Regions from separate parts of the Homo sapiens genome. Here region 2 is linked to region 1. A link is a loop called in an ENCODE intact Hi-C map of the cell type or tissue named here. Cell type or tissue: B cell. All regions are shown on one strand. Links, peaks and the distances in the headings refer to the core of each region. The heading gives the core; the rest is flanking DNA.

What was found. Peaks named below come from ENCODE experiments on the same cell type or tissue, not always from the same donor. Only the 100,000 strongest peaks of a DNase experiment are listed, where the experiment ranks them.
Region 2: it touches region 1 in a loop (13-fold over the local background); 5 of 110 quality-filtered maps call a loop at or near these places.

Annotation. Positions count from the first base shown.
Region 1 is chr2:25,355,140-25,370,827 of GRCh38, forward strand. No RefSeq gene overlaps it. Among named protein-coding and RNA genes, the nearest start is that of DNMT3A, 21 kb to the left of the region's middle. RefSeq lists enhancers at 927-1,427, 3,301-3,836, 7,054-7,133, 7,404-7,503, 7,554-7,603. In B cell, for the core only: CTCF peaks have their summits at 6,982 (motif pointing right) and 7,185; DNase peaks (open chromatin) are centred at 7,032, 7,722, 8,256 and 8,564; H3K4me3 peaks cover 1,425 bases; H3K27ac peaks cover 1,334 bases.
Region 2 is chr2:25,410,834-25,426,521 of GRCh38, forward strand. It overlaps DTNB (dystrobrevin beta), which reads right to left. Exons shown (of 21, transcript NM_021907.5): 16 at 8,682-8,702. DTNB-AS1 (DTNB antisense RNA 1) reads left to right here and starts at 10,260. Exons shown (of 3, transcript NR_183382.1): 1 at 10,260-10,390; 2 at 12,610-12,682. RefSeq lists a silencer at 7,036-7,085 and an enhancer at 8,513-9,192. In B cell, for the core only: no CTCF peak of the experiment used is centred there; DNase peaks (open chromatin) are centred at 7,178, 8,968, 10,188 and 10,638; H3K4me3 peaks cover 3,533 bases; H3K27ac peaks cover 5,000 bases.

The sequences.
Region 1 (15,688 bases), core at 4,323-9,322:
GAGGAAGGAGTGCATTTGTTATCTACAGCGCATAACAAGTTAGCCCATATCTTAGCGGCTGAAACAACACGTATTGTCTCTCTGTTTCCATGGGTCAGGAATCTGTGAGTGGCTTGCTGGGGTCCTCAGGCTCAGGCTCTCTCACAGACTGCAATCAAGGTGTCCGGCTGCTGTCATCTCAAGGTTTGATGGGGAAGGATCCACTTCCAGCCTCACTCACATGGTTGTTGTTGACAGAATCTAGTTCCTCACAGGTTGGTGGACTGAGGGCTTCAATTCAATGCTGGCTATTGGCCAGAGGCTGCCCTCAGCTCCTTGCCACGTGGGCCTCTCCACAGGACGCTCCCAAGATGGCAGCTGGCCTCACCAGAGAGGAAGGAGGAGAGAGCGAGAGAGTGTGTGGCAAGCGAAGAGACGAACTTTCATAACCAAATCTTGGAGGCATTTGCGCTGTTCTCTCCGTTAATAGCCAGTCACTAGAACCAGCCCACACTGAAGTGGAGGGGATTACAAGGATCCAGATACCAGGAAGCCATTTTAGAAGCTGCCCACCACAGGAGCAAAGGCAAGGGGGCTGGACCCGACCTAAGACTACCCCAGGCAGCCCAGAGCAGACTGTCCGAGAGTGTGAGGACAGAATCCCAGCCCGAATCCCAGCTGTCCCAGCACCACAGGGAGACATGGACACACTCAGGGCCTCCTGCCGGTTCCCAGAAGAGCCTGGCTCAGTCATTTGCCTGGGTTCACTCCCACCACCCCCAGCAGTGCCGGGAATAAAACAATAATACACAGCAGCAAAATGCCCCTCCAGCAGCCCATGTACACAGCCTGGCTCACCTTCCCCATCTTACCAGCCGGCACTGCCATCGGGACACGGAAACCTCTTCAGGACGTGGGAGGAGGGGAAGCAATTCCATAGACATTTCTGGGCCCTTCTCAGCTGCCCCCACCAGCAGCCAGCAGCCCCCTGGATCCATCTGGGGAAGGAGACTCCCCTTTCCCTGAGGGCCTCCCCCTCTGAGCCTGGCCAGCACCCTGGGCCTGTTCTCCTGTCCCCCTGCAGCTGCAGGGCCATAGGTCCCCTTGTGGGAGGGACAGAAGGACAGAGAGGCACCAGGAAGGTGGGCACCAGGGCCTTCCCACCAGGAGCCGACACTCCCCAGGGAACATTTCCGGGGCATGCTCAGGAGGCAGGAAGTGGGATGCAGGGGAAATCCTCAAAGGCTGAGGCTGCGGCTGGACAGAGACTTGAGGGAGGAACAGAGGAGGATGGCAGGTACAAATCTCAACCCACGGCAGGTAAAAGACATGCACCTTTTTAGAAGTCCCCTGATGTCAGTTTTTAGAAGTCCCCTGATATTTGTCTCTGCCCAAATCTCATGTCGAACTGTAATCCTTTGCATGGGAGGTGCTTGGATCACTGGGCTGGATTTCTTGTGAATGGTTTAACGCCATCCCCTTGGTGCCGTCCATGTGTTAGTAAGTTCTTATGAGATTTGGTCATTTAAAAGTGACACATAGCATCTCTCACAAAGTGTGGGAGCACACTCTCACTCTCTTGTTCCTGCTTTTGCTACCTGCCTGCTCTTCCTTTGCCTTCCATCATGATTGGAAACTTCCTGAGGCCTCCCTGGAAGCCAAGCAGATGCCATCATCATGCTTCCTATAAAGCCTGCAGAACTATGAGCCCATCAAAACTCTTTTCTTTAGAAATCACCCAGTCTCAAGTTTTTTTGTGTGTTTTTTTGTTTGTTTGTTTTTGAGACGGAGTTTCACTCCGTCACCCAGGCTGGAGTGCAATGGCGCGATCTCGGCTCACTGCAACCTCTGCCTCCTGGCTTCAAGCAATCCTCCTGCCTCAGCCTCCTGACTAGCTGGGATTACAGGTGTCTGCCATCATGCCTGGCTGATTTTTGTATTTTTAGTAGAGACGGGGTTTCACCATGTTGACCAGGCTGGTCTCGAACTCCTGACCTCAAGTGATCTGCCTGCCTCGGCTTCCCAAAGTGCTGGGATTACAGGCATGAGCCACCATGCCTGGCCAAGTATTTCTTTCTTTCTTTTTTTTTTTTTTTTTTTATGACAGAGTCTTGCTCTGTTGCCCAGGCCAGAGTGCAGTGGCGTGACCTCTGCTCACTGCAAGCTCTACCCCTCAGGTTCATGCCATTCTCCTGCCTCAGCCTCCTGAGTAGCTGGAACTACAGGCGCCTGCCACCATGCCTGGCTAATTTTTCTGTATTTTTAGTAGAGACGGGGTTTCACAGGGTTCGCCAGGATGGTCTCTATCTCCTGACCTGGTGATCTGCCCGCCTTGGCCTCCCAAAGCGCTGGGATTACAGGCGTGAGCCACTGCACCCGGCCCTGGCCAAGTATTTCTTTATAGCAATGTCAGAACAACCTAATATATACCCTTTGGGACGAGGGGCATATGATAGACAGAATAGTGGCACCTGAAAGATGTCCATGTCCAAATTGCTGGAACTTGTGAATTTGTCAGGCCACATGGCAAGGGGAATTAAGGTTGCAGATGGAATTAAGGTTGCTAATAGCTGACCTAGAGTTGGGGGGATTATTCTGGATTATCAGGGTGTGTCCAATGTCATCACAAGCATCCTTAGAAGCGGGAGAGGGAGGGCCGGGTGCAGTGGCTCATGCCTGTAATCCCAGCACTTTGGAGGCCGAGGCAGGTGGATCACATGAGGTCAGGAGTTTGAGACCAGCTTGGTCAACAGGGCGAAACCCCGTCTCTACTAAAAATACAAACATTAGCCAGGTATGATGGCACATGCCTGTAATCCCAGCTACTCGGGAGGCTGAGGCATGAGAATCACTTGAACCAGGGAGGTGGAGGTTGCAGTGAGCTGAGATCACACCACTGCACTCCAGCCTGGGCAACAGAGCAAGGCTCCATCTCAGAAAAAAAAAGAAAAAAAAAAGTGGGAGAGGGAGATGGAAGAGTCAGTGTCAGGGCAATGCAACATGAGAAGGCCTCAACGCATTATGTCTGGCTTTGAAGATGGAGGAGGGAGCCACAAGCCAAGGAATGTGGGTGCTTCTAGAAGCTGGCAAAGGCAAGGACATTGGTCCTCCCCTGGAGCTTTCAGAGAAGGCCACAGCCCCTTTTTCCTGTTCTTCCCCCTCTGTTCCAAGCTGGGGCCTGAGCCGGGCAGCTGGGCTAAGAGCTGGAAGACCTGGATTCCAACCCTGGCTCTGCCTCTAATTTGCTCTTGGACCCTGAGACGTCGTGTTTCTTCACTTGACCTTAGTTTTCTGACACATGGGCTTGTAACAGGCTCCTGCCTGTCTCCTGGGGTGGCTAGGCCCAGGCCACATGTAGGGATGCTCAAAAGCAGGGCAATAGTCCTGAGGCCCATGCCAGGGCCCTGGCCCCTGGCTCCAGGTCTAACGCCCATTTGCATTTTCATTCCTTTTCTAACCCAACAAAGGATCAGGGCTGGGATCATAAAAGTGACTCCCAGAGAGTAAACCTCCTCTCAGACAAAGGACGGCATGGAGGGCAGAGGTGTTAAGTCAGTTCCCTAAGTCCACTCAGCCAGCTGGGGCCAAGCACTAAACTTCCAGGCTTCCAGTGAGGGCATTTTCCCCACCCCAGAGGGTGTCCTTCAGGGGAACATCTGTCCCAGAGTGGCACTGGGTAAAGGGCAGGGGCTTCGCATTGGGAGCTGTGGATTCTCGTGCCAGCTTGCCCACTCGCCAGATGTTGTGCTCTTGTTGATCATGCCTGGCTTGCGGGGTTGTTGGGAGAATTAAATGAGAGGGTGCTGAGTGCCTGGTACTGAGCCCACACATAGCGAGTACTCCACAGCCTTAGCTGACATGAACTGCCTGCCTTCCCTGCTTCTCTCCATTCCTCATTTCACAGAAGACAGGGGAAATTCCCCTTTCAGACAGAGCTCTCATGAGATCCTAGTCACAAACCCGGAGGCAGACAGGCCAGCCCTTGTTTTTTTGTTTTTTTGTTTTTTTTTTTTAGATGGAGTCTCGTGCTGTTGCCCAGGCTGGAGTGCAATAGTGCAATCTCGGCTCACTAAAACCTCCGCCTCCTGGGTTCAAGCGATTCTCATGCCTCAGCCTCCCGAGTAGCTGGGATTACAGGCACGCTCCATCATGCCTGGCTGATCTTTTGTATTTTTAGTAGAGATGGGGTTTCATCATGTTGATAAGGCTGGTCTGGAACTCCTGACCTCAAGATCTGCCGGCCTCGGCCTCCCAAAGTGCTGGGATTACAGGTGTGAGCAACTGCACCTGGCCCCAGCCCTTGTTTTGTCCATTTTAAGGATGAGGCTGCTGAGGTCCCGAGGGGGCTCTGAGCAAGCCAGCGGCAGAGCCAGGGCCAGACCAGGACTCTCACCTCACCCTCTGTCCACACAGAATTTCCCAGGGGGCCCGGGGCTCTCTTGTGCTAGAGACTGGCTGAGGCCGAGGGCTTGTCACCCAGCCCACCTGCTGCCAGGCTGGGTACTGGCTCACAGCTCTGTCCCTGAGCAGATCTAACCCAGCCCTCCCCTTGCTGTCCCCTCCCTCTCACTGCGTCCCAAGCACCCGGCCTCCAGGGTCATTTGGAAAACCTGCCTGTCCCCAGACATCTTGAAATCTCTTGAGTGGAGACCTTTCCTTGCCACACTTAATGAATTTCAGGAGCTGAATGTGGGCCCCTGGGAGGTTGGGGGCTGTGAACAGTGGGGAGAGGAGTAGACAGGGACAAAGAAGTTCAGGACAGGAAGGTGCAAGAACCTGGGCTGCGGGGGCTGATTTTCCTGAGCAGAACTGGGCTAGCATGTTCGTGGGGACAAGGGAACAATGGGGGAGATGGAGGCCGGGTGTTTTGCTAAGCCAGGGCAGGAAAGCCTGACCTTCTGCACTTCTCAGGGGCCCAGCAGTGCCCTCCACACAGACCCTGGAGATATGGGCTTGGGGCTCTTGCCCAGAGAGTGGCAGGGAGGGCCCATCTTAGGTCCTAAGGTGTCTGCTGGTTCTGCCAGGTCTAACTCAGGTGCCCAAGAAGCAAGTCCTCTGAGGGCCCCAAGACCACCCATAGTGGCCCTAGAAAAGGTGGCTCCCCCATCCCCCTTGAGCCTTAAACTTGGCAGATTTCCTGGATTCCATGACTGACACAGACCTTCCTTTCCCAGCAGCCAGCCCTGAGCAGGGCCCATGGACTCGCCCTGTCCCTTCCCCTCCTTGACCAGGCAAACCATCTTGAAGTTGCTAGAGCAAGATTCTTCCTTATCCACTGGGAGAGGCCAGGGTCTGTCCTTCTCTCAGGCCACCCCCACCCCCAGCCCCCCCTTCTCTTCTCAGGTGATTTTGGTGGCATACCTCTTCCTTTCTGTCCTAAGCCCATCAACCCCCCTCCCACTTTTTTTTTTTTTTTTTTTTTTTTTGGCCACAGAAAAGAAAGAAAAAGGAAAACAGCCTAAAGGCATATTCTCCTTTGTGTAAAATTAATATATGCTATTCAAGGGCATGTAAATGTAATTTTAAAGTCAGCTTTCTTGGGCCTTTGTTAGGAGGCCGCTGTCGTGGTCAGAAATCTACATAGCATATGGCATATAGTAGGTGGTCAATAAAAAAAAACTCATCCTGCCCTCCTCTCTCCCCGCCACCTTTCCTTTCTCAAGGGTCCCGAGGGCACCTGGGCTTCCCAAAGCAGAGAGGCCTGTTGGGGGCAGATGCCCACCTGCCCTCCCGCCACCCGTGCCTGTCTGGGCTTCTCCTCCCAGAACAAACCTCTCCTGCAGGGGAGGGCAGGTGGCACCTGAGGGACTGTCCTGAGGGCTACTGAGGGACTCAAGGAAAAAACCCACCTTGAGTCAAGCAAGTCTTCCATGTCTCAGAGGGGATCCTTCCCAGGCCTCCTTTTTTTTTTTTTTTTTGAGATGGAGTCTCAGAGTCTTGCTGTGTCACCCAGGCTGGAGTACAGTGGCGTGATCTCAGCTTACTGTAACCTCCGCCTCCCGGGTTCAAGCGATTCTCCTGCCTCAGCCTCCCGAGTAGCTGGGATTACAGACTGCACCATCATACCCAGCTAATTTTTTTTTTTTTTTGAGACAGAGTCCCACTCTGTCGCCTAGGCTGGAGTGCAGTGGCATGATCTTGGCTTACTGCAACCTCCGCCTCCCGGGTTCAAGCGATTCTCTTGCCTCAGCCTGCCAAGTAGCTGGGACTACGGGCACGTGCCACCACACCCGGGTGATTTTTGTATTTTTAGTAGAGACGGGGGTCTCACCATGTTGGCCAGGCTGGCCTCAAACTCCTTATCTCAGGTGATCCGCCTGCCTTGGCCTCCAACTCTGTGCTGGAGCTACAGATATGAGCCACCGCGTCCGGCCAGGCCGCCTTTTAAATTAGGATCAAGGAGCATGGCCTGAAAAAATGATTGTTTTAGTGCCCCGACCCCACGAGGGAGTGCGGGACTGAGACCCCCATCAGGCCACTGAGCAGGGGAGCCAGGACAGCTTGGCGGTCACACCCCGGAGGTCTGGGTGCAGCGCGGGAAGGCTGGGTCCCTTCTAGGATCTCTGGGCCACTAGTCCAGCTGTGGGGACAGTGTCCGAAGCCCCTGCCCCACTGACTGGGGATCCGGAAAAAGGGTGCCACCTCCCCACCCCAGGCATCTACTTTGCTTAATGGAGGCTGAGCCCAAAGAGATGCCATTGAGCACCTAACACCACTATTGCCACTTTTCTGGCCACTTTTCCACATCAAACTCATTCTTTTGGTCAAGTGGGAATAGAAATCAGGGAAAGTTGTGGGGAAAGTCATTTCAAGTAAACAGATTCAAAAGCGCTCGACAGCCCCTCGGCGGCTCCGCTCCGAATAACCCCACCGCGGTCAGCAGGTTTCGGAGCGGAGTCCGGGTCTCCATCGGCTGCAAAAACCAGCGAAGTGGGCGGCTCCGCCAGGCCGAGGACCCAGTGCAGTCGCCGCATTTCGCTCTTCACCCTCCAGGTGGCGCTAGCGGGGGCGGAGCGCATATTTGTATTTGGGGAGGAGCTTCAGAAATGCTGACTGTTGATTGGCTGGGCTCAGTCTCGCTTTCTTTTCTCCTTCCCGGCAGGGCTAGGGAGGGGACCCAGTCCCGGTGCCTGAGCTGCGCAAGAGGAAACGTGTGTGTGGGAATGGGACAGAGGGGACGGGGTTGGCTCACTTGACACAGAAAGAACATTTGGGGCATGGCCCCTGGGTGTGTTCACTCCTCAAGGACAATCCTGATTTCCTGGTTTTTGTTTTTTTAATAAAGGCAATTTGTTAAGTGTATAATGAACTGTGTTTTCCATTTGTCATTCCTTTATAAGACACCTCATAAATTTACACACCAGGAAAATCCTTGGTGGGACCTGTTGATAATAAAGACATCGTTATTTACAAAAGAACGAAGGTGAGGACCTTCTAGACCTCCCTTTTTCATTTTCTTGGTCTCTGAATGTTGTGTTTGTGTTACCAATATAACGATCTGTGGCTGTATTTTATTTGCACATCTAACAACTGATTGTTAAGCTTCCGCTATCTGGCAGGCATTGGGTGGGGTTTCTCTGAGTCAAGAGTGAGGAAAAAAAGAGGGGGAGCTCGTGGACAGGTAGGACAGGCGGCAGCCAGGATCCAGGCTGTGCACGGGGAACATTGAAGAACGCTGCCACGGCCCCGAAGAAGAAGTGGAGCCACGGGGAGAGGAACGGGGAATTTAGAGGAAGTGGGGCCCGAGGGCAGCGGAGCAGAGCCGCTAGCTCAAAAAGCGCAGTGCTGAAGTCACACTGATGTCACTGCAGAAGCCCAGAGGAGCTAAGGAGAGGTGAGATGTTGGGGGATTCCCTAGGGCAGCTGGAGTGGGCCCCTGGCCTTTTGTCCGGTTGGTGGGGAGGAAAGCATTGGAAAGTATAACTTCCAGAATATTTCCTTCTTGCTCAGGACAGAAAGCCATCTCTGGGGCCAGGCGCGGTGGCTCACGACTGTAATTTTAGCACTTTGGGAGGCTGAGGCGGGTGGATCACGAGGTCAGGAGTTCAAGACCAGCCTGGCCAACATGCTGAAACCCCGTCTCTACTCAAAATATAAAAATTAGCCGGGCATGGTGGCAGGCGCCTGTAATCCCAGCTACTCGGGAGGCTGAGGCAGGAGAATGGCTTGAATCTGGGAGGCAGAGGTTGTGGTGAGCCGATCATACTACTGTACTCCAGCCTGGGAGACAGAGTGAGACTCCGCCGCAAAAAAAAAAAAAAAAAAAAAAAAAAAAAAAAAAAAAAAAAGAAGAAATTTTTGCTAAGTGAATAAGGGAAGCAGATGCTTCTTGATCGGTAGAGAAAGCTCCCTCTAGGAGCCTGCACAGAGCCCAGTATCTCTGGCAAAGAATAAATTGTTCGGAGAGGGCTCTCTTTAGTGTAGGGGAAAGTAGCCCCTTTGCCCCGGGAGAAAACTGTGACAAGACCTTGGCGTTTCAAGGGCTTGAAGAAACTGCTCACCCACTGAGGGGGCAAGCAAGTCACAAGTGTGTGTATACCTGGTGGTGAGAGTGAGGTCTGCGAGGTGGTCCTCCCCATCCTGTCCTGCTCCTTACCTGCCATTCCAAGACCAGCCTCCACCCCAGAAGCAGATTTTCCCATGACTTGAGGGCTACAGCCTGGGCAGAGATTTGGCTCAGGGCCCTGGACTCCACCCCTCGACCTCCTTAAGTGGCCCTTTACATGTCTGGGCAGGGGAGACAAATCAGCGCCCCAAGCCTGAGCACCCGTGCCAGGCCTGGGGAGATCCTCAGCCACCTGGCACCGGGCGTGGGGCTTGGGCCCTGGCAGTACCAGGTTCCCTTGTCCCCATCACTGTAGCCTCTCGCCTATGAGTCCAGGTAGGGTCTGGCCAGTGCGGCTCAGTGTGGCTTGACCCACAGTGCCCAGTGGATGGTGCAGACACTAGTGTCAGAGGAAGAAAGGAAAGCAACCATTATTACTCATTTGCTATGTGCTCAGCCCTGCTCCAGGTCTCTTACACATTTTAATATAATCCTTAGAACAACTAAATAGGTTGGAATTATCTTCATTTTATAGATGCAGAGAATAAGGCAGTGACCTGAGGTCACTCTAGAAAGGAGCAGCGTCAGGATTCAAATGAAGGTGTGCCTGCCCTCCAGAACCCATGCTTTTCCATTGAACCCTATAGCTGTCCAGGAAGGCATGGTCCCCAGGGATCCCAGGAACCCTCAGGTACCTCCCTGAGAAGCAGGGCCCCAGACAGGCCTCCAAGAAACAGGGAGGATGAGACAACTCCAGAGAAGAAGGCAGAACCCTCGCTGGTGAGGACCCTTGGGAGCAAAGACAGGGACAGAAGGAGGAGACTTAGCAAGGGGCCAGCAGGGTGCAGACTCGCAGAAAAAGGAAAGGGAGAAGATTCAAAAGGGCAAATTGAGGCAAGAGGTGACAGATTTAGACCAGGTCTAGGGAGATCATGGAGGAAGCCCGGGGCAGCTGGAGGCACCCCAGCAGGACTGGATGACTTAGGGACCAAGGTTGGAGCAGAGGGCAGGAGTCACACATATAAATGCTCCTGGGAGCTGGGCAGGTCACGTCAATGGGCAGGTGAGCTGAGGGTGGAGCACAGACAGAGCTGAGCAAGAGACAAGCAGGACGTGGGAGTTGGAGCGGGGTTGGGAGCCCTCAGACAATAACCAGAGGCTGGGACACAGGCGCCCAGTCTTTCCCAGGCAGCTGGGTGGGCAGCGGGCACACCAGACAATCATGGGTCCTGGACCCACACCTCAGATCCCCTCTTAGTGACTGTGCAAGCTTTCCCATCCTCGTTAGCCTCTCCAAGTTTTCTCTACAGATGGACACCCTCGGCATCGCCTTAAAACACGTATTCATTAACCACACTAAAAAGCAGTCTTTTCCCCATTCCAGGGCCAGTCTGCACAATCGTTAGGTTCTAACATAAGCTTCATTTCCAGGCCAGCACACCCTCCGGGTCACAATACATTAGTCATTTGCCATTCAGAATTGGCACCCATTGTGTGCCAGCACTGTCTTTTAGCTCCTTCTCCCATGTTTCAGGCTGGTGGGAACTGGCACCCACCGTGTGCCAGCACCCTGTCTTCTAGCTCCTGCTCCCGTGTTTCAGGTTGGTGGGAAGTTTTCAAGTTTCAAGTGTCTGGGGGAAAGTTTATACCTCATTTGGGTGTTCCCGAGCAGGAATACCCTCAGCGGTAACTGGCACAGAGTGAGCTATTGCTTCCTGTGGGCCATGGTGATTGGACTGTCTCCCACCTAGCCAGGAAGTGCCTCCAGGCAGGAGCCGACTCTTCTAGAGGCCTGAGACAGGCCTGCTCCTTTGCATAAGAACTTGTCCAGGATGCTTTAGCTTTGGGCTGGGGTGGGGTGGGTGGTGCGTCATTCAGGAAGACAGGTGGATTTTTTTAAAGCAATAAAATAGTACTATTATTTGTAAACTTTGTTCAGACACTATCCTAGCATTTCATGTGTGTTGGTTAACAGGCAGAAATTTAATTACCTGCATTATCTCTCTATATATTTAGTAAATCATTTGCGTGTTAGGTATTTGTCCACAAGCACTCATTTTAGTTACCAGGGATCTTGGAGAACATAGTATTCGCACATTTTGAGGGACTCGAAGGTGTATATCACTATCCCTGACTTTAGGGACCTTATAGTTGGTTCAGGAAGACAAGAAGAGCATGTTAAAAAGCTCAGAGGAGCCAGGTGCGGAGGCTCAACTGTAATCCCAGCACTTTGGGAGGCCAAGGTGGGCCCAAGAGTTTGAGACAAGCCCCTTGCTTGAGCTCAGCCTGGGCAATATGGCAAAACCCTGTCTCTATTTAAAAAAAGAAAAAAAGAAAAAAAGAAAAAAAAAAAGGCTGGGTGCAGTCGCTCAGGCCTGTAATCCTAGCACTTTGGGAGGCCGAGGCAGGTAGACCACGAGGTCAGGAGTTCGAGACCGGCCTGGCCAATATGGTGAAACCCCATCTCTACTAAAAATACAAAAATTAGCTGGGCATGGTGACGCACACCTGTAGTCCCAGCTACTCGGGAGGCTGAGGCAGAAGAATCGTTAAAACCCAGGAGGCAGAGGTTGCAGTGAGCCAAGATCATGCCACTGCACTCCAGCCTGGGCTGGATCTCAAAAAAATCCAGCTGTTAGCGTCCTGATTTTGGACTCCATCTTAAACAAAAAAAAGAAAAGAAAAGAAAAAAAAGCTAGCCAGGCATGGCGGCATTTGCTTACAGTCCCAGCTATTAATACTTGGGAGGCTGAGATGGGAAGATTGCTTGAGTCCGGGAAGTCAAGGCTGCAGTGAGCCATGATCACGCCATTGCACTTGAGCCTGGGTGACAGAGCAAGATGCTGTCTCAAAAAACAAAAACAAAAACAAAAAAAAAACAACTCTTGGGTTCAAGGCCCCGTGTGACTGGGCGGGGTGGGTACTAACTTCACAACTCTGCCTATGTTGAAGGGGCTTCTCTCTACTCTGCCTCAGTTCCTTGTTTCTCTAAAACTTCTCCTTTCCTACTTATAGCCCCAGGCCATCCTGGACAGTCATTGGCAGGCCCACCATCACTATGGGGTGGCCCAGTGTCACATCTGCCAGGAATACCAGCACTTGAGAATTACCTATGCAAATTTTGCACTGACCAGTGGTGAACAAAATAATGTAACCCACATGTAGATTGGGGGTGTGGGGCTTTTGCCACTGGAGTTCCCCCGGCCTTGAATGATGGGAGCAGAGGCAGTGACAGCAGACATTGGAAGCAGCTGGCCGGGGCCTAGGGGACCGTCTCTGACTCGGCAGTGAGGTCCCTCTCTGCATCTTCTGTCCTAAAACTGTGGCTTTGCACAGAAGCCACAAGGTAAAAGGGGATGGAATAATTGTAAGTGTGGACATTTTCCCACAAATCTGTGCTCCCCAGAAATTCAGTTGTCTTTTCTTTTTTTGAGATGGCGTCTCGCTCTGTAGCCCAGGCTAGAGTGCAATGGCACGATCCCGGCTCACCGCAACCTCTGCCTCCTGGGTTCAAGTGATTCTCCTGCCTCAGCCTCCTGAGTAGCTGGGATTACGGGCACCCGCCACCTCACCTGGCTAATTTTTGTATTTTTAGTAGAGATGGGGTTTTGCCATGTTGGCCAGGCTGGTCTCGAACTCCTGACCTCAGGTGATCCACCCGCCTCAGCCTCTCAAAGTGCTAGGATTACAGGCACGAGCCATCACGCCCAGCCAGTTGTCTCAGTTCTTAATTCTTCTCTAGAGTCAGAGGGAGGTCGCCTGCTGCCTGAGAATGGCCCAGGAAGGCATTCTCTGGCCAGGGCTTCAGAGGATGTAACGATGCCCACACAGAGCTGGGAAAGTGCCAGTTCCATGGCCGCCCTGGAGCAGCTGCCTGACACAGGCATGGCCAGCGATTACAGGCGGTGGGGGGAGCCTGAGGGTCTCAGCAGACATGTTGCCATGGGGGAATTGTGGGACCAGTAGAGCCAGGTAGTCTAACTTTTCCAGAGATACTGTAAATCTGGGTTTTTCTGTTAAATCTTCTGATATTTCACCATTTGCAACCCATTAAATTGTCTTAAAAACGCCTCCTGGGCTGAACAAAATAAGACTTTGGGCCACCCTCTGTTCTGCCCTCCAATTTAGACCCAAAACGTCCACCTCTTAGTCCAAACCATCCTGGCCTGGCCCCTCGGGTAGGGTTCCCCTCAGAGCGCCCCTTCCCAGAGAGCAAAGCTGGCAAATGAAACGGGGCAGGAGCAAGTGCCAGCGTCAGCGTGGGGACCCCTGCACTTGGCAGGGAGCGGGGATTTCAGCCTGGTGCAGGGCTGAGAGGTATCACCCTTCTAGCCTCCGCAGCTGACTTTCTTTAGGGACGGGCACCTACCAGGCCGGCGGCTGTGGTGGACCAGGCCAAGGAGACAGGCGGCAGCAGGTGAAGTGATGCTTCCTCCTCAACTGGCCTAGTCCTGGGCCCGAGGTGGGCAGGAGGCGGGCAGGAGCAGTCTTAGCCATGCCGAGGCCAGGACACGGGGCTATGCTGTCATTTCTTTGCCTCCTTCTTTGAGGACACTGAAATCAAAGCTCCCTCCTTCTCACCCCAGGGGAGCTGTGGGGCTGGGACTGGAGAGGCCCTCGCATCTTGCTTTGCCCTTGTAATTTTTTTTTTTTTTTTTAAGACAGAGTCTTATTCTGTCATCCAGGTTGGAATGCAGTGGCACGATCTTGGCTTACTGCCATCCAGGTTGGAATGCAGTGGCACGATCTTGGCTTACTGCAACCTCCACTTCCCAGGTTCAAGCAATTCTCCCTGCCTCAGCCTCCCAAGTAGCTAGGATTACAGGCGCCCGCCACCACGCCTGGCTAATGTTTGTATTTTTTAGTAGAGGCGGAGTTTCACCATGTTGGCCAGGCTGGTCTCGAACTCCTGACCTTAGGTGATCCACGGGCCCCAGCCTCCCAAAGTGCTGGGATTACAGGCGTGAGCCACCGTGTCCAGCCTGCCCTTGTAATTTTTAAGGTAAATCTGTGAAGAGATGTATTTATTTGCACTGTATGTGTTTCAGGTTGAATTGATTTTGTTTTGACATGTTGGTTCAAAATAAGGTGGACCCTTTGGAAAATCAGCTTGCTGAAGCCATTTATTCAGCTCAGCTCGAGGGGTTTAATTGAAAACAGCTGAGGCACACTGACATCACCACAGGCCTCCAGACTGAAAGGGACCTCAGAGGAGGCGCGCTGGCTTGGAGGAGGGAAAGCCTGGCTTCAAAAGCCAGAGCCAGTGAAGTGAAGTTTTATCCGAGGAGGAAGGTTTTGCTGCAAAAATAGTTCCTTTAGTATGTTTTTAAAAAACAAAGAAGCAAGAGGAGCTGAGCAGGCATATTTAAGAGCTTACAAGAGTAGGGAACAGTGAAGAACTCACTGAAACTCTGAAAGCAGCCTTGGATAGGCTGTGATGAGCAAGTGAATGGACGTCATGAGACAGTATGGTTTCTGTTATTTCCTAATTTGCTGCCATTTTATTTATTTATGGTTGGAGTCTTCTCCCCTTAGCACTCTTCTGTCCCCCATATTTGGTGCTGAACAATTGCTTTGTGCGATTGCGTTTCTCAGGTACATCCTGCAGCCTCCTACCTTGTGCTGCAGAGACAACATCTAATGCACAGCTGGGCTCCGGGACCTGGTGCTCCTGGTGTGGATGGCAAATGAAGAACTGTATCTCATTTTCATGCAACTTGTACCTATTTGTCCCACTAATTTTGCAAAGAAAAGAAGCAGAGAGAGGAGGAGGATGCCCTCTGTTTGCCCACATTAGTGCAGATCAGTCACTGGAGGACCTGCTTCTGGGAGGATGAATAGCCCATGTGGAGGGGCCCTACCATCAGGTGGTCAGGAAAGCTTGGTAACCAGGCCAAAAGCATCGTCGTCAGTACCAGAGGATGCTTGGTGAGGTGACTTAGGCAGGGAGGGTGGGGTGAAGGCTCAGTTGGCCTAAGGCCAGGATATAAAGTGAGTGACGTAGCATTTTTCCAGGGGAAAGTGTCCTTACATACCCCATCCAAAGGTTTAATATGACTCTAAGCAGCAGGACCAGCTCCTCTGGTGACAGAGGAGGCCTGGAAGGGGCAGCACTCCCGCAGGGACCCCTCCACTCCTTCCCTGTGTGGCCCTGGGCCATCTGATTTGCTTGGTTTCGGCTTCTTGAGCTGTCCTGATGGTTCCTTCACACTTTAACGTTCTATGATTCTCTGACTAGCCCTAACCCTTAAGTGGCAGTGGGAATGTCACAGCCTCTCTGTGGGGCTAAAGATTCAATTTCTGCTGATACCCCCCTACAGAGTCTGGAGTGGGTGTTGGTGGAGCCAGGCGAGTCTCTTTAGTGTGAGGCCTGGCCAGGGAGGAATGTGACAGGTGGGGCAGGTGATCCTTCAGAGGAGCGGGGCCCCCCAGAGACCTTCCAATCCTGCCCTGCAGAGCCAGGGTGCAAGATGACGGGCCCCAGGATGTTTTAAGGTGAAAAAATAGTAGATCTGGGTGATTATTTCTCCGTTGTGGTTTTCAAAATGGGCAAACCAGGTTCCCATTAAGCCAACTGACTCAACACTCCACTTCTTTCCCTGAGCCACTCCCTGCTCTCTCCCCCAAAATCTTCTTTGAAATCTTGCTGCCATTCCATCACATTAGCAAGTTGACACTGTGGTGAGGACTAAACTCTGATTTTTTTTATCTTGCCCAAATTCCTATCTAAGGGGTCTGGAGAGTCATGCCCTACAAATCATAAATTCTCATCAGATAGGTTTCATTTAACCCTATATATTGTGACTTACTTTCCAGCCTGACTCTGGCTGGCATAACGTTATGAGACAAGGAAGAAAATAAAAATATTTTACCCCAAAACATGTTTCTTTGCCATATTTTGAAAAGGCCCTGCACAAAGCTGTTTTTTGTGGGGGGAAAATTTGCATCTGTAAAGAATGTCTATTATCGTAGCTAGATCTTTTTCTTCCTGACCCTCCCAATCCTAAAGAGATGAACTAAGATCTGAATAGGAAACTTTTGTCATCTATTGTCTCTAAGGGCAGCCACTATTAGACTTCAAAAGAACTTTTTCCACAATCTTTACCTTAACCTGAACATTCCCTTTCTATGAATCCCAGGTCTTTAGACAAACTCAACCAATTG
Region 2 (15,688 bases), core at 5,920-10,919, 57 kb after region 1:
TCTGGCCTGTGACACAACCCTCAGGAGATCCTGAGAACACATGCCCTGCTTATGTTACTTTAATGTAAGTTCTTGGTAAACAACTTAGGAACTGCCTTTTCTTTTTTTTTTTTTTTTTTAAACCCACTGTAACTGCTGCTAATCAGAATGTATATTCAGGGCAATTTGAATCTTTGCTCCTGGGGGGCCATCCTCAAGCTTTGGGCTCAAATAGACTTATACTTAACCATAAAGAAAAACCATAGCTGGGCGCGGTGGCTCATGGCTGTAACCCCAGCACTTTGGGAGGTCGAGGCAGGCAGATCACCTGAGGTCAGGAGTTTGAGACCAGCCTGGCCAACATGGCAAAACCCCATCTCTACTAAAAATACAAAGATTAGCTGGGCGTGGTGGCGTGCGCCTGTAATCCCAGCTACTTGGTAGGCTGAGGCAGGAGAGTCACTTGAACCCGGGATGCAGAGGTTGCAGTGAGCTGAGATCATGCCATTGTACTCCAGACTAGGCAAGAAGAGTGAAACTCCGTTTCAAAAAAAAAAAAGAAAAGAAAAACCAAACCTATTTTTAGTATTATAGTGATATTTCCTCTTTTTGGAAAAAAAATAACAACAAACTGCCAGGTCCCTACGGTGAGTACAGGTGCCAAGACCGATGAATACACCCTGCCAACTCTTGCAAGGCCATGTGTGGGAGGGAGCCAGCAGTAGCAGACAGTCTATGCACATATCCTGGGACTGCGACCCAGGATAAAGGTTTGTGGGAGAGTCCTACGTATAGCACAGCGATCCTCATTTACCAACAGACATCTGTACCATTTGCCAACTTAGGAGGGCCGCAGTGGTGCCTGAGGCCCGGGATACCACTGGCCCGGCTTGTGTTTCTGCATTTAGGGTATCATGTCAACCATGAAATAACTTTCAGACTATTTGATGGTGGTATTTGTGTACGATTTCTCTTTTTATCCTCCAAAAGGCCAGGCTCACTGTCTTGAACATATATAGTAAAACACCGCTAAATAAATAAATGAATGGCAATCCTTTGCCTTTTGGGAAGTAGACTCAGGCTTCTATTTCGGAAGATTAAGAGCCACGGAGCCCAGAAGATTGCAGAAGCATGTGAATCTGAATCGCTTCCCAGTGAGACTGTATCCAAAGGCTAAGAAGGGAACGTGACCCATGAGGCATGCTAACATCAAGGGGTTCACCAACAATCTCTTTAATGGCCAAAGAGGAGGTTTCTTTTTCTTGTTGCATAGGTTTGTTTTTCTGAAAGTACTTTCTCTTAAACTTACAAAGTTAGTATTCATGAGGTTTATGTGAGCCCTTGTGGGTCGACCATTGCTAACTAAACATTAAGTGCCCTTCCTTTGAGGTATATTTGGTAGAGCTGTGATCAGAAAGGGGGGCTTCCTGGAGCCAGGCCAAACCATGCTCTCTTTGGTATAGCTGTAGGTGGGTATTTGTCTGGGTCTTGGAAATCAGATAGGGCATGATGGCAAGATCCCACGTGATAGCCAAACTCACTGAAGTAAAAGGAAAGGTCCCAAGTGTGGCAAAGTTCTCTTGGCCAATTCCCCAAGATTCCACTAATCACATTATTTTCAGAGTGCCAGGTATATTATCCTTTGGCCCACTGCCCCACTACCTAAGCTGGGCCAAGGCCACCCTGAAGGAGCTTCCTATCCTTACATAACTTTTACTGTCTAAAGTTACAGTCTTTAAGCCTGATGATCATTATATAAAATGTTCTATTAAACATATATAAAGTCTTTTTAAGTCTTTAAGCCAGATGATCATTATTAGATAATTAACTTCTAATAGGAGAGATCAGATAAATGTTGGAGGAAACAAATCCTTCATGAATAAACAGAACCCCTTTCCTTGGATAGCTCAGTGAATGTGGTATTAGAGATCCAGCAGTGAAATTTTATGGTGCACTGAGTCACTGGGAAAAATGGAACCCTAAAATGTTCCTAGATGAACTTGTACATCTGAACTGTTTCCAGACTAGGATTGGGATATTGTTTGATTGAGGCCAGAGAGGCCCATAGCTCAAATGCACCAATGGTCATAAACACCATTGCCAGTAGGGACTTCATCAGTCTCTGGTGACCCTAGTGTCCCTCTGTAACATGCTGATGAATCCTACAACCGTATTTCTGACTGTAAGCACTGGGCTTTTACTGAGCAATATTTAAAATATTTTCAAACGATGCAAATAACTATAGATATCCTGCATTTTATAGATTATTATCTTTAAAAGACAAGGTGATTTTTATGCCATGTATCAGTATATTTTCTTTAGCTAGAAATAACAACATTAATAATTAATAATAATACTAATCAGCTTGGTGTTTGTATTTTTTTGGTAACAAATTTTTTTCAGATTCCTTTTTAAAAAAATTATTTTCATTATTTGCTTTCTTGGGAAATCAGACACCTTTTTTTTTTAATACTTTAAGTTCTAGGGTACATGTGCACAACGTGCAGGTTTGTTACATATGTATACATCTGCCATGTTGGTGTGCTGCACCCACTAACTCGTCATTTACATTAGGTGTATCTCCTAATGCTATCCCTCCCCCCTCCCCCCACCCCACGACAGGCCCCGGTGTGTGATGTTCCCCTTCCTGTGTCCAAGTGTTCTCACTGTTCAATTCCCACCTATGAGTGAGAACATGCGGTGTTTGGTTTTTTGTTCTTGCGATAGTTTGCTGAGAATGACGGTTTCCAGCTTCATCCATGTCCCTACAAAGGACACAAACCCATCCTTTTTTATGGCTGCATAGTATTCCATCGTGTATATGTGCCACATTTTCTTAATCCAGTCTATCATTGTTGGTTCCAAGTCTTTGGACATTTGGGTTGGTTCCAAGTCTTTGCTATTGTGAATATTGCCACAACACACATACGTGTGCATGTGTCTTTATAGCAGCATGATTTATAATCCTTTGGGTATATACCCAGTAATGGGATGGCTGGGTCAAATGGTATTTCTAGTTATAGATCCTTGAGGAATTGCCACACCGTCTTCCACAATGGTTGAACTAGTTTACAGTCCCACCAACAGTGTAAAAGTGTTCCTATTTCTCCACATCCTCTCCAGCACCTGTTGTTTCCTGACTTTTTAATGATCGCCATTCTAACTGGTGTGAGATGGTATCTCATTGTGGTTTTGATTTGCATTTCTCTGATGGCCAGTGATGACGAGCATTTTTTCATGTATCTGTTGGCTGCATAAATGTCTTCTTTAGAGAAGTGTCTGTTCAGATCCTTTGCCCACTTTTTGATGGGGTTATTTTTTTTCCTGTAAATTTGTTTGAGTTCTTTGTAGATTCTGGATATTAGCCCTTTGTCAGATGAGTAGATTGCAAAAATTTTCTCCCATTCTGTAGGTTGCCTGTTCACTCTGATGGTAGTTTTTTTTTGTTTGTTTGTTTTTGGAGACAGAGTCTCGCTCTGTCGGCTGAAGTGCGGAGTGCAGTGGTGCGATCTCGGCTCACTGTGAGCTCCGCCTCCTGGGTTCACGCCATTCTCCTGCCTCAGCCTCCTGAGTAGCTGGGACTACAGGTGCACAACCACGCCCGGCTAATTTTTTGTATTTTTAGTAGAGACAGGGTTTCACCGTGTTAGCCAGGATGGTCTCGATCTCCTGACCTCGTGATTCACCTGCCTTGGCCTCCCAAAGTGCTGGGATTACAGGCATGAGCCACCATGCCTGGCCCAGATTCTTTTTGATAAAGGATATTTCTGAGTGGATCTCCTGAATGGATCTATCTGGGAGTGCCTTGAGCAAAATCACTGCTATAGGTACGTCAACTAGTTATGTCCCTTATAATTAATACAATTATTAATTCATACAGAGTATAAGTCAAAATCTTATAAAATTGGTTAATATTGGTTATCATTCAGCAAATATTTATTGAGTATCTACTGTATGGCAGGCTGGGCTACAGGCGGGGGATGTAATAGTGAAAAAGGCAGAAATGGTCCTTTAATTGCCGTCTGATGATGATTATAGGCCTAAGTGACCCGCGCTCAACTGATGCGACCTAATTCCTGAGCCTGTTAAACTGCAGGGTAAATCATGGGCTGAACAGTCACTCAGTGAAGTCTTATCTGAAATAGCCAGGCAGTTTGCCCCTCCATTATAACCCTTAGATCTGAGAAAAACAGAAGGGAAAGAGGGGGGAAGAGAGAGAGGAAAGACAGAAGAATCAGTGGAGGTACTGATGCCACGCAAAGCACCACAAAAGTGGCTGAGGCTGAAGGCAGAATCACAGCACCCAAGCTTTTAAAGTAACAGTTATTGCCCATTTCTCTCAAGTTTCCCAAATGCCAAAGTAACCCTGTGATACTATGATATAACCAATATATATTTGGTCTCCATTCCAGGTTCCTGGCATAAGAGCTTCTTTTTTTTTTTTTTTTTTTTGAGACAGAGTCTCGCTCCGTTGCTCAGGCTGGAGTGCAGTGGCGTGATCTTGGCTCACTGCAACATCCACCTCCCAGGTTCAAGCGATTCTCCTGCCTCAGCCTCCCGAGTAGCTGGGACTACGGGTGCATGCTACCATGCCTGGCTAATTTTTGTATTTTTAATAGAGATGGGGTTTCACTATGTTGGCCAGGCTGGACCAGAGTTTCTAAAACCCGTGGAATCTCCAGAGTGATATGCGTGTCTTTTGCATGCTAATGAGATGACCGGGCTTCGGGAATCTTGGATAGCTTCAGGATGGGGACTGGTTGCCAGAAAGACCACGGCATTATTAGAGGGTTGAAAGTTTCAGCCCCTTCCACCAGGCCTTGGGGAGGGGAGAGGGGCTAAAGATTGAGTTAATCACCAATGGCCAATGAATGAATCAATCATGCATACATAATGGAACCCCCATAAAGACCCTAACTGAGGGGTTCAGAGAGCTTCCGGTTGGTGAGCATGTCTATATGCCAGGAGGTGGTATATACCCCAACTCCATGGGGACTGAAGCTCCTGGACCCTTCTGGAACTTGCCCTATGTACATCGTCACCTTGGATGGTCACCTGTGCCCTTATAATAACCTTTAAAATCACTAGTAATAGTGAGTAAAGTGCTTCTCAGAGTTTCATGAACCATTACAGCAAATTATTGAGCCTGAGGAAGGGGTTGTGGGAGCCCTGATTTGTAGCCAAGTTGGACAGAAGTGTGGGTAATCTGAAGAACCACTACTTGTGATTGGTGTCTGAAGTGTGAGGCACTCCTGTGGGACAGAGCCCTTAACCTGTGGGCTCTGCCCTAACTCCAGGTAGTGTCAGAATTGAATTAAATCGTAGGACACCCAGCTGGTGTCTGCAGAGAACTGAATTTTTTGGTGTAAGAAACCTACACATTTGGTGTCAGAGTGTTATCTGGGTAGAAAGAGATCCTGGTAGTAGTAAGCAGTAAATCCCTAAGGGGAATGAAGCAAGAAGGTGGACACTATCAAAAGTTCTCTATAATGGATTTACAGAGCCAGTTTTGGGAAGCACATCTAATAAACTCTTCATTTTAAAAGTGTTTTACAATTCTTTTCTTTTTAAAATTTTGGCCGGGCGTGATGGCTCACGCCTGTAATCCCAACACTTTGGGAGGCCAATGCGGGCGGATCAACTGAGGTCAGGAGTCCGAGACCAGTGTGGACAACATGGCAAAACCCCATCTCTACTAAAAATACAAAAATTAGCCCAGTGTGGGCGCCTGTAATACTAGCTACTCGGGAGGCTAAGGCAAGAGAATCACCTGAACCCAGGAGGCGGAGGTTGCAGTGAGCCAAGGTCGCACCACTGTACTCCAGCCTGGGTGACAGAGCAAGACTCTGTCTCAGAAAAAAGAAAAAAATTTTCCCTACCTGCAAGCTAACAAGTTATACAATTATTTTCTTACCCATTTAGGGTAAGACATTTTGATAGGAAAGAAATTAAACTACACCAGCCAGAACCTGGAAGGAAGGAAGGAAGGAACGAAGGAAGGAAGGAAGGAAGGAAGGAAGGAAGGAAGGAAGGAAGGGTGGTTGGGTTAGGGTTATATCATAGTTCTGTGTTAAATACGCCTATGTTTTGGCCTGTCACTCAATAATGGTGGGGATTAAACAGAAGCTAGTTCTAAAGCTTTATAGTCTCTTCAGTTGTACATCTGAAAAACATTGAATTACGTAAAGTCATTCAGTCCAAATTTGAGCCTCAGAGCTGAACTTACATGGGTCCAGTTTAAACCTGTGAAGTGGACAGAAGGATATTTCTATCTAAGTCAACAGAGCAGCACTTCTTACCTCATACCATGGTGGGGAAAGCTGAGGAAAAAACAAATTGTACCAATTCACGCTATGGACAGTCCTATAAGACTGTAAGGACTTGGACATGAGCTCAGGTCCCTGGCCATGGAGAACTCCCAAGATATACCTACAGTGGCTCATTAGAGGCAGGCTTCAGCAGTCTAGGTTCTCATTTTGCCAACTTCAAGGGGATGGTGATCTCACACAGAATGAAAGGTCACTGAAATGGACACGTTATTTAATCCCCTGTCTGCTCAAGGCTAGCTTTAAATTGACCTGAGAACTAATATCACAGCAGTGGCAATTCCTGTTTCTTGGATTACATGGTAATCCATAAAAATTTTAAAAATTAAATGTCTACTGGAAGCTCTACTGCTACGACTAAGACCAATATCCACAATGCCTGCCCTCTTCTGAAAGAGTTTTCAGGTGAGGTGTCGGGTGTTTCCAGTCTGTGCTCACTTGGAGCTGGCACACGCAGAGAGAGATCAGAAGATGCTGTTAGTCTGGGCAGACTGTTGGAAGTAGGTTTGCAGCAAGTAGCTGCAGCTGCAAAGTGCATCTCTGGGGTATGGAGGGCTGAAGAGAAGGAGGGGATGCTAGTGGTCAGCAACAACAGGTGAAGTGACACCCTGGATCATCAGGAAGGGAATACTTCATAACAAGGGGATGAGACCATCAGGAGCTGGAAGGATAAGTAGTCTCCTTCCTCTCCCTCCAACAGTCTCACTCATTTGTCTACTTGGGGGAGGTATTTCCAACATCTGCTTCTCTGGGACTTCTAGATAAACTGGAGGATTAGACTTCCCAGCCCCCTTGAGGTGAAGTGTGGTCATGTGATTTGCTCTGGCCAATGAAATGGAGAGGAAGTGATGCGTGTCACTTCCTGGAAGAAGCATGTAATGGCTGGGCTTGATTTGCATCCTGTTCAGCTTTGCCCATGTAAGTGTACCTACTGATGCAGAAACGCCAGAGATGGAAGCAATAAACTCTGTGTGAATAAAGAAAAAAGCAAAACCAAACCTAGGAAAAACCAAAACAAGTGCACTTTGGTTCCACGAAAGCCATCAGATTTCTGGGTTGTCGGCCACTCTTGATGCCATGTGCCATCTTCTTTCCCCCTGACAGTCTGTCTCCTCCGTACCCTCTTCTCACCTCCTCCCCTCACTACTGATCTCTTCTTTCCTTTCCTCTCGCCTTTACTCTATGGTCCCATTGCTCTCCTAGCTAGAAATTATAAGTATAATGTTTTATATTCCTAACCTAAAACATGTATACATTTGTGTTTTTTAAAAAAATGGGTAGGCTGGGCGTGGTGGCTCACGCCTGTAATCCCAGCACTTTGGGAGGCTGAGGCAGGCGGATCATGAGGTCAGGAGTTCGAGACCAGCCTGGCCAATATGGTGAAACCCTGTCTCTACTAAAAATACAAAAATTAGCTGGGTGTGGTGGTGCGTGACTGTAGTCCCAGCTACTCAGGAGGCTGAGGCAGGAGAATTACTTGAACTTGGGAGGCGGAGGTTGCAGTGAGCCGAGATCATGCCACTGTACTCTGGCCTGGGAGACAGAGCGAGACACCGTCTCAAAAAAAAAAAAAAGGCAAATTTTAAAAATTAAACGTTTTGTATTTATCTCCCAAAGGATAAAAAAGCTCCAAGGTAAACGAAAACTCAGCTTCAGCTTAAAAAATGTATGCTTTGAAATCTTACTATGTTATATAAACATATGGTGCTAATATTGTAGATAAGCCTGCAATTGACTTTCTTGTGTGGGTCAGTGGCTATCAGGATAAACAGAAACAAACATAAACCTCCCCCAAACACCATGCAATAGCCACACAGCTCAGAAAAACCCGAGCTCCGTCTGGAGTAGGTTCTGAACAGGAAATCATTGCAAGTGGAGTCAGTGTCTCAGTCGTCGTCAGTAATTTTGTTAAGGAGGCTGGCACAGCCCCAGCATCCAGAAGCCTAGTCGAGACTGCAGGACATCTATAGTTAGCAAAAGAAGTCCTCATTTTCATGCACATTCATTCATGACATGAGGTCACCCCAGCACCCTGAAAGTTGTTTCAAGCAATTAAAATCACTCCAGACACACAACAACAGAGAATGAAAGAGCAGGAAAATGCAATGGTAGCCTGGCTAATCATGCACACTTCAATGCGCACAACAGATGGGTACTTACAAGCTCTGGTTTTAAGTAAGAACATGCTCTACTGGGTAAACATGCCTTGAACTTTTAGGCCATTTTACAACACCATGGGGAGAACCGCTGGGGGTTTTACACATAAAACCCTCTTCAGAGATGATGTGCGGGGAGAAGAGGAGAAACATTTATATGAGGAAAGGAAGAACGTGCAAAGGAGCGAGAGTCCGGCGGGAAATTCCGAAGTTCACTTACTGCCTGCTTTTGCTCTTCCTCCTGGAGTGTTGAAGATGAAAAAAAAAGGCAGAGGAAAAAAGGAGAGAAATTAATGCCCATTAATGCCCATCACCACAAACATTGGTCAGAAATGATAGAAAAATCAGGCAAACCAGGCCAGGCCCACAGGTGCTGAGATCAAAGGCCCCATCCCCCACAGGAGCATCAGAGGACGAAGCAAGCAGCAGGCCTCGGCCCGGTGAGTGATTCAATGCTAACTCCTAGAGCTAGAAGGAAAGAACCTTAGAAACCACCTCGCCAACATTCTTACTATAGATCAAACAGGCCTAGAGGGCCTGACCTGCCTAAGGTTCACATAGCTATTTAGGGGAATCTGAAAGAGGAAGTGCAACCATGACTTGAAATTGTAATAATAATTCTATATTCATCATTCACGATATTCACATGTGTTTAGGTACATTTATCGAGGCAAGTGGTTTTTGATGCATGGAACACAGACCAGCAGCATCGGCATCACCTGGGAACTTGTCAGAGATGTAAACTTTGTGCCTCACCCTATCCCCACCAAACCGAAGCTCTAGGGGTGGGCCACAGCAATGCGTTCAATCTTGTCTCTGATTCTGGTGCATACAAGTCTGAGACCCACTGCCCTCATCACTTCCCAACTAGCAATTCTGCCCACTACAGGTTCTTTTCTTATTTGGTCCCCTCTCCACACTAAACATGTTGGAACTGTATCCCCGTCTACTTGCTTTCAGGCACAGTCTTTTTTTTTTTTTTTTTTTTTTTTTTCAGTGAGTCCCATACATACACAACTTCCCCCAGTAAACTGGAAACTGTTTGGAGACCCTGAAAGGTCATTCAAAAAAGAATTCTTGACCTCAGTTTTTCATTAATTCAATACAGGTTTATTTAGTCCTCTTATGCAGAAAGCACTGGAAACAAAGAAATGGTCTCTGTCATCTAAATCAATCTATCTATCTATCTATCTATCTATCTATCTATCTATCTATCTATCTATCTATCTGTCTGTCTATCGACAGAGTTTCGCTCTTGTTGCCCAGGATGGAGTGCAATGGTGCGATATGGGCTCACTGCAACCTCCACCTCTGGAGTAGCTGGGATTACAGGCATGTGTCACCATGCCCGGCTAATTTTGTATTTTTAGTAGAGATGGGGTTTCACCATGTTGGTCAGGCTGGTCTCTAACTCCTGACCTCAGGTGATCCGCCTACCTTGGCCTCCCAAAGTGTTGGGATTACAGGTGTGAGCCACTGCACCTGGCCGGTCTCTGTCTTTTAGAACCTTATGGTGATGGAACACAGAGCAGGCACTTGCTGGCTATTAGCTGACTGCCCAAATGAATGCACTATCAGACACTGCAGGAAAAAGGATAAAGAGAACACTTTCAAGTTTCTCTTTCTTCAGTTCTTTGCTACTCATCTACTCTGTCTTTTAATGGGCCTCTTCCACTTCCTCCTTCTGTGCCTCACCATGGGTCACTGTGGTCAGGGAGACTCAGCTCTTTGGCCTAGTATGTAAATCTAAAAGCTGTGCAATGGTTCTATTTAAATTGGAACAATTCATGCAGCCAGTCTTTACTGAACATGTACGTGCCTAGGAAGTCTCAGGAATGGGTAAGTGCTCCTGCTCCCACACAGTCTACAGACCTGGGTGCAATGGTGAGAAAGACCTCAGTAAAGCAAAGGAATTACGAAAGGGAGAGGGTGAGTAAACACTTGGAGAACATAATTTTTATTACTGCAAGGGACAGACAGGGACTAGAAATAAATGGGCACCGAGAAATCTCTTAAGGAGACTCCCAACTCAGCATGGGAAGGTGCTCTTCACAATCAAAGCCAGATGCTGGATGCCTGACCAAAGCCAAACTCACAGGAGCCTAGGCACAGAGCGCTGAACACTGGCTCTGGCAGCGGGAAGGAATTAGAGCGCTTCTGCTTTTGCACCTGCTTTGCAGTTAGGAAGCAAGCTCTCTTCCTTGCCAGACTTCCCTTTGGGGCAGGACACTTTTCTTATATTCTTGAGGCAAGGCAAACAGTCATAGGACAGTTATTAAACAATTATAAAATGTGTTTTCATTGCTGGCACTGTGTTGAAGTGGAAAGTGCGATGGTTGGGGAGGGATGGGGCAATCCTAACAGGCTGAAATTGTATCCGAGGTCAAAAGACCAGTATGTAATTTCTTAGAACTGTTTCTAAGACATCTCCCTACTTCCACAGTTTTCTCCAGGTTTGGTATTAAAGAGAACACTGCTGTGGCTCAACAGAATAGGGAAATTCAGAAAGCAATGTTTCATACTTGGACATCTGGTGATTGCAATTTAAGTTTGTCAGAAGAGAAACCGTAATTTGCAGTAGATATATCAGGTTAGGCTGGGGACAGTGGGCAGGGCAGCGCTTCCAGGACTTACAGGCCTTCCATGTGGCCTGGTACTGGGGAGAGAATGGACTTTGGCAAAGTGTTATTTAGGATAGTGTTGTATAATTTAAACTCACAAAACTTATTCAGATAAAGCCCTTAAGGCTCTGTCAACACAGTAAACAGGTCAGATCCCAGGTCTGAGAACCTCTGTGTTATCAACTAGTCAGGTGGGGTCACTAAATATTGACTGATGACAAGGGATAGAGCCAACGTGATTTAAAAGGGGGTAATACCTTAATTATAAAGTGTAAACTTAGAACTGCTTATGTCACCTAAAAACATGTGAGTCTCTTCCACATGAATGAGGTCTGGCAAGGTGGCCAAAGCAATGACATAGCCACTGTAGTCATTTACATAAAAATTTACACTCAAACTAGATAAGCATTTGCAAATGAGGTTGAAATTCAAAACTGCAGAATTCATCTGGTAAATGTAAATGAGTTTCCTTTTCTCTTCTTTTTTTTTTTTTTTTTTTTTTTTTTTTGAGATGGAGTCTCACTGTGTCGCCCAGGCTGGAGTGCAATGGCGCGATCTCGGCTCAGTGTGACCTCCGCCTCCTGGGTTCAAGTGATTCCCCTGCCTCAGCCTCCTGAGTACCTGGGATTATAGGCATGCACCACCACATCTGGCTAATTTTTGTATTTTTAGTAGAGGTGGGATTTCACCATATTGGCCAGGCTGGTCTTGACCTCAGGTGATCCACCTGCCTCGGCCTCCCAAAGTGTTGGGATTATAGGCATGAGCCACCACGCCTGGCCTGGTAAAATGAGTTTCAAAAGCAATATCAGACAAATGGAAAATGAAGTAGAACATGGATTAGAAACACCAACACATAAACACTTCTAGATTAAATAGGAAGTTTTTTTGAGGTCAGTAATTAATTAATACTCATTAATCAGGTAAAAAGTATAAGGGAAAGATATGTAGAGAAACATGAATGCCTGAGTGTCAGTCTACATTATGTCATTAAAAAGAATAAAGGGTGGCTCACGCCTGTAATCCCAGCACTTTGGGAGACCAAGGTGGGTGGATCACCTGAGCTCAGGAGTTCGAGACCAGCCTGGCCAACATGGTGAAACCCGTCTACTAAAAATACAAAAATCAGCTGGTTGTGGTGGCGGGTGCCTGTAATCCCAACTACTCAGGAGACTGAGGCAGGAGGCAGGAGACTCACTTGAATCCGGGAGGCAGAGGTTGCAGGGAGCCAAGATTGTGCCACTGCACCCCAGCCTGGGCAACAGAGTGAGACTCCATCTCAGACAAAAAAACAAAAAAACAAAGAAGGAGGGTCCTTGATACTCCTTGATTGATCAGGGATTGAGTCTAGTCACCATGATATGCCAAATAACTAATGTGACACTTAGGAACTCAATAGATTTTTGTTAAAGAAACAAAAAAATTAATTTTAACCCTGCTTTATTCCAAAAAAGGATTAAGATTTTTGTTGAATGAATTAACAGTGATGTCACTTCTTATGTATGCTTCTTTAAATTATCATTTCAGATAGAAGATAAAGTACATAATAGTTTCCTGAAGCAGCAGAATGAAAGAACTCTCTGTGGCATGAAAATTTACTGTGAGATGTATTTTAATTTATGAGTATCTCAGACCATGTGGCTTGATTGTCCATCTGACTAACTGCTTCCGACTATTTTATGAGAGAATTAAATGCTAGCATACTGAACATCAATAAAAGCAGACAACCCCTTTTAAATTAAAATTAGGATTTTCTTTTCTTTTTTTTTTTTCTTGCTCTGTTGCCCAGGCTGGGGTGCAGTGGTGTGATCTCGGCTCACTGCAACCTCCACCTCCTGGGTTCAAGCGATTCTCCTGTCTCAGCCTCCCAAGTAGCTGGGATTACAGGCGCGCACCACCACGCTCAGGTAACTTTTGTATTTTTGGTAGAGATGGGGCTTCACCACTTTGGCCAGGCTGGTCTCAAACTCCTGACCTCAGGTGATCCACCCACCTTGGCCTTCCAAAGTGCTGGGATTGCAGGTGTGAGTCACTGTACCTGGCCTAAAATTAGGATTCTAAAGGGTACTTTTATGGGTTGATGAATATATATTTCTAATAGTAGGAAAACACTGAAATTTTAACAGAAGTCAGTAATTCCTGTGTATGACCTTTCAGGTATGCATATAATACAAAAATTAAGATTACGTGGTAATTCTTTTAGGAAGCTGGACACTAAAGGCATGAGATTTTCGACTGTGAATTCTAGCCAATGGATAGAAAGGCAACATTCCTAGATTTGTGTTTGCAAATTCTTCCTCCCAGTCTGAACAGCCTTAGCCTGTCAGACGGGTAAATGATATTTAAGAACCTGGCAGGGGATCCTACAGGGGCAGCAGTGTCCTGCTTATTTTTCTGAAATTACTGCTGCAAATATAAAGAAACTCAGGGTTTGGGATCAGAGTTGCGGGCATTAGCTCGTTCTGCTTAGCCCTTGAATACAAGCATCAGCGGTACACTAGAAGGCCACAGTGGCATGCATGGGGCTTGGGGTCAGTAGTTCTGGGGATCACTAAGACAATCCAACTGAAAGGCAATGGTACAAGGTTACTTAGGGGAGATACACTCTGGCTTCCCTGCAGTTTACATAAACCTTTTGCCTTTTACAAAAATCACACTGGGGCACTGGGACTTTCCCATCTATGCTTGGGTAATATTTGAGAACATCTTTCTGAAAAGGGAGATGTGACACAGGGAAGAGGTGAGTGGATCCCCTATTTTTTTTTTTTTTGAGACTGAGTCTTACTCTCTGACCCTGGCTGGAGTGCAGTGGTGTAATCTCTGCTCACTGCAGCCTCCACCTCCTGGGCTTAAGCGATCCTCCCACCTCAGCCTCCTGAGTAGCTGGGATTATAGGCACGTGCCACCGTGCCCGGCTAATTTTTGTGTTTTTAGTAGAGATGGGGTTTTGCCATGTCAGCCAGGCTGAACTCCTGGCCTCAAGTGATCCACCCATCTTGGCCTCCCAAAGTGCTGGTATTACAGGTGTTAGCCACTGCGCCCGACTGGATACCCTATTATCTCCCATCCCACAGGTGTACTAACTCCATGGCAGCAGGGCTTTTAAAGCCCCACGAGGCTGCAGATGTTACACAGGCCATGTATGTTTAAGTACATCCCTGCTGTTTAGATGAGGGGCTAGGTTGCTTAGCTGGGTATCTGACAACTATTAAGAGGGATTTAGGCCACATTTTTACATAAGATTTTCTTTAAATAAGACCCATTTAGACATAAAATATTTCTGAGGAAAAATCCTGCTAACAGGGTTAATGTAGAAACATATCTATGCAAAACAACCCAAATACTCAGGGCCAAAGCTAGGGGGAAAAAACAACAACCACCACCACCACCAACACCACCAACAACTCAGCTCATAACAAAACAGTAATTGTCTTGAGCAAGTCAAAATTCAGTTTAAAACACAAATGCTACATTTATCCAAGTTGCTAATGCCCACTAGCTTCATTACTAAGAGACTGACTTAGAATGCAGAAGTTGGAGAAAGTCTCTAAACTGATATTCTCCTGGGCTACCACTCCTGGGGTTAAGATCCTTGTCACTTCGGGCCTGGAGGATGAAATTAGTCTCCTATTATCCTTTAGTTTCTTCCCACTCTAACTTGCCCTGCGCATTTTCCTAAACTGTTATTTTTAAAACCTCCAATGACTCCACTTTATCACAAGATTAAATTCACTCCTGTCATCTGGCTTTGGGGGCACTCCACACTTTGTGATTTTCTCTGGCTGTTAACTCGATATCATACTACAAAATGCAGGGAGTTCTCAGCATCGCTGGGCAGGACCTGAGAAAGTAATAGCAGGAGCAAGTATCCTGGTATTGCTGCTATGTAACCAGGTAGATATTTCTGTTCGATGCCAATAAAATTGTCCAGGGGGAGGGCATTCAAATGCCAACCATGCCTTTCTTTGCTCAGGGGTACAGGGGTTGTAATATAACTTTCAACAACAATAGATAGACTTCATATGCCTGTAGTCCTAGCCACTCAGGAGGCTGAGGAAGGAGGATCCCTTGGACCCAGCTCAAGCAAGGTTACAGTGAGCTATGATCACGCCACAAGATAGACCTGACTTATTATGCATGTATTTAGTTCCCCAGTATCCCAAACCTACAGCTAATATGCTATCTTACTCTTAATATAGTGAAGTTACTGATTAGAATGGTTTAATTAGGTTGGTTTGTGTGATGGTTATTTTTATGTGTCAACTTTACCAGATTAAAGGATAGTCAGATAGCTGGTAAAACATAATTTCTGGGTGTGTCTGTGAGGGTGTTTCCAAAAGAGATTGGCATTTGAATCATTAGACTGAAAAAAGATCTGCCTTCACCAACATGAGCAGCATCATCCAATCCACTGAGGACTTGGATAGAAGAAATCGCTTGGGTGTAGCTCTAGTTTGTACAATTTAATTATTATACAATTTCATGGTATAAATAGGCTATAACTTCATAATCCATTCTACTGCTGATGATCATTTGGATTAGTTCCAATGTTTGACTGTTGTGAATAGTCAATGCCCTCAGACATGTGAGCTCCCCAGGTTCTTGG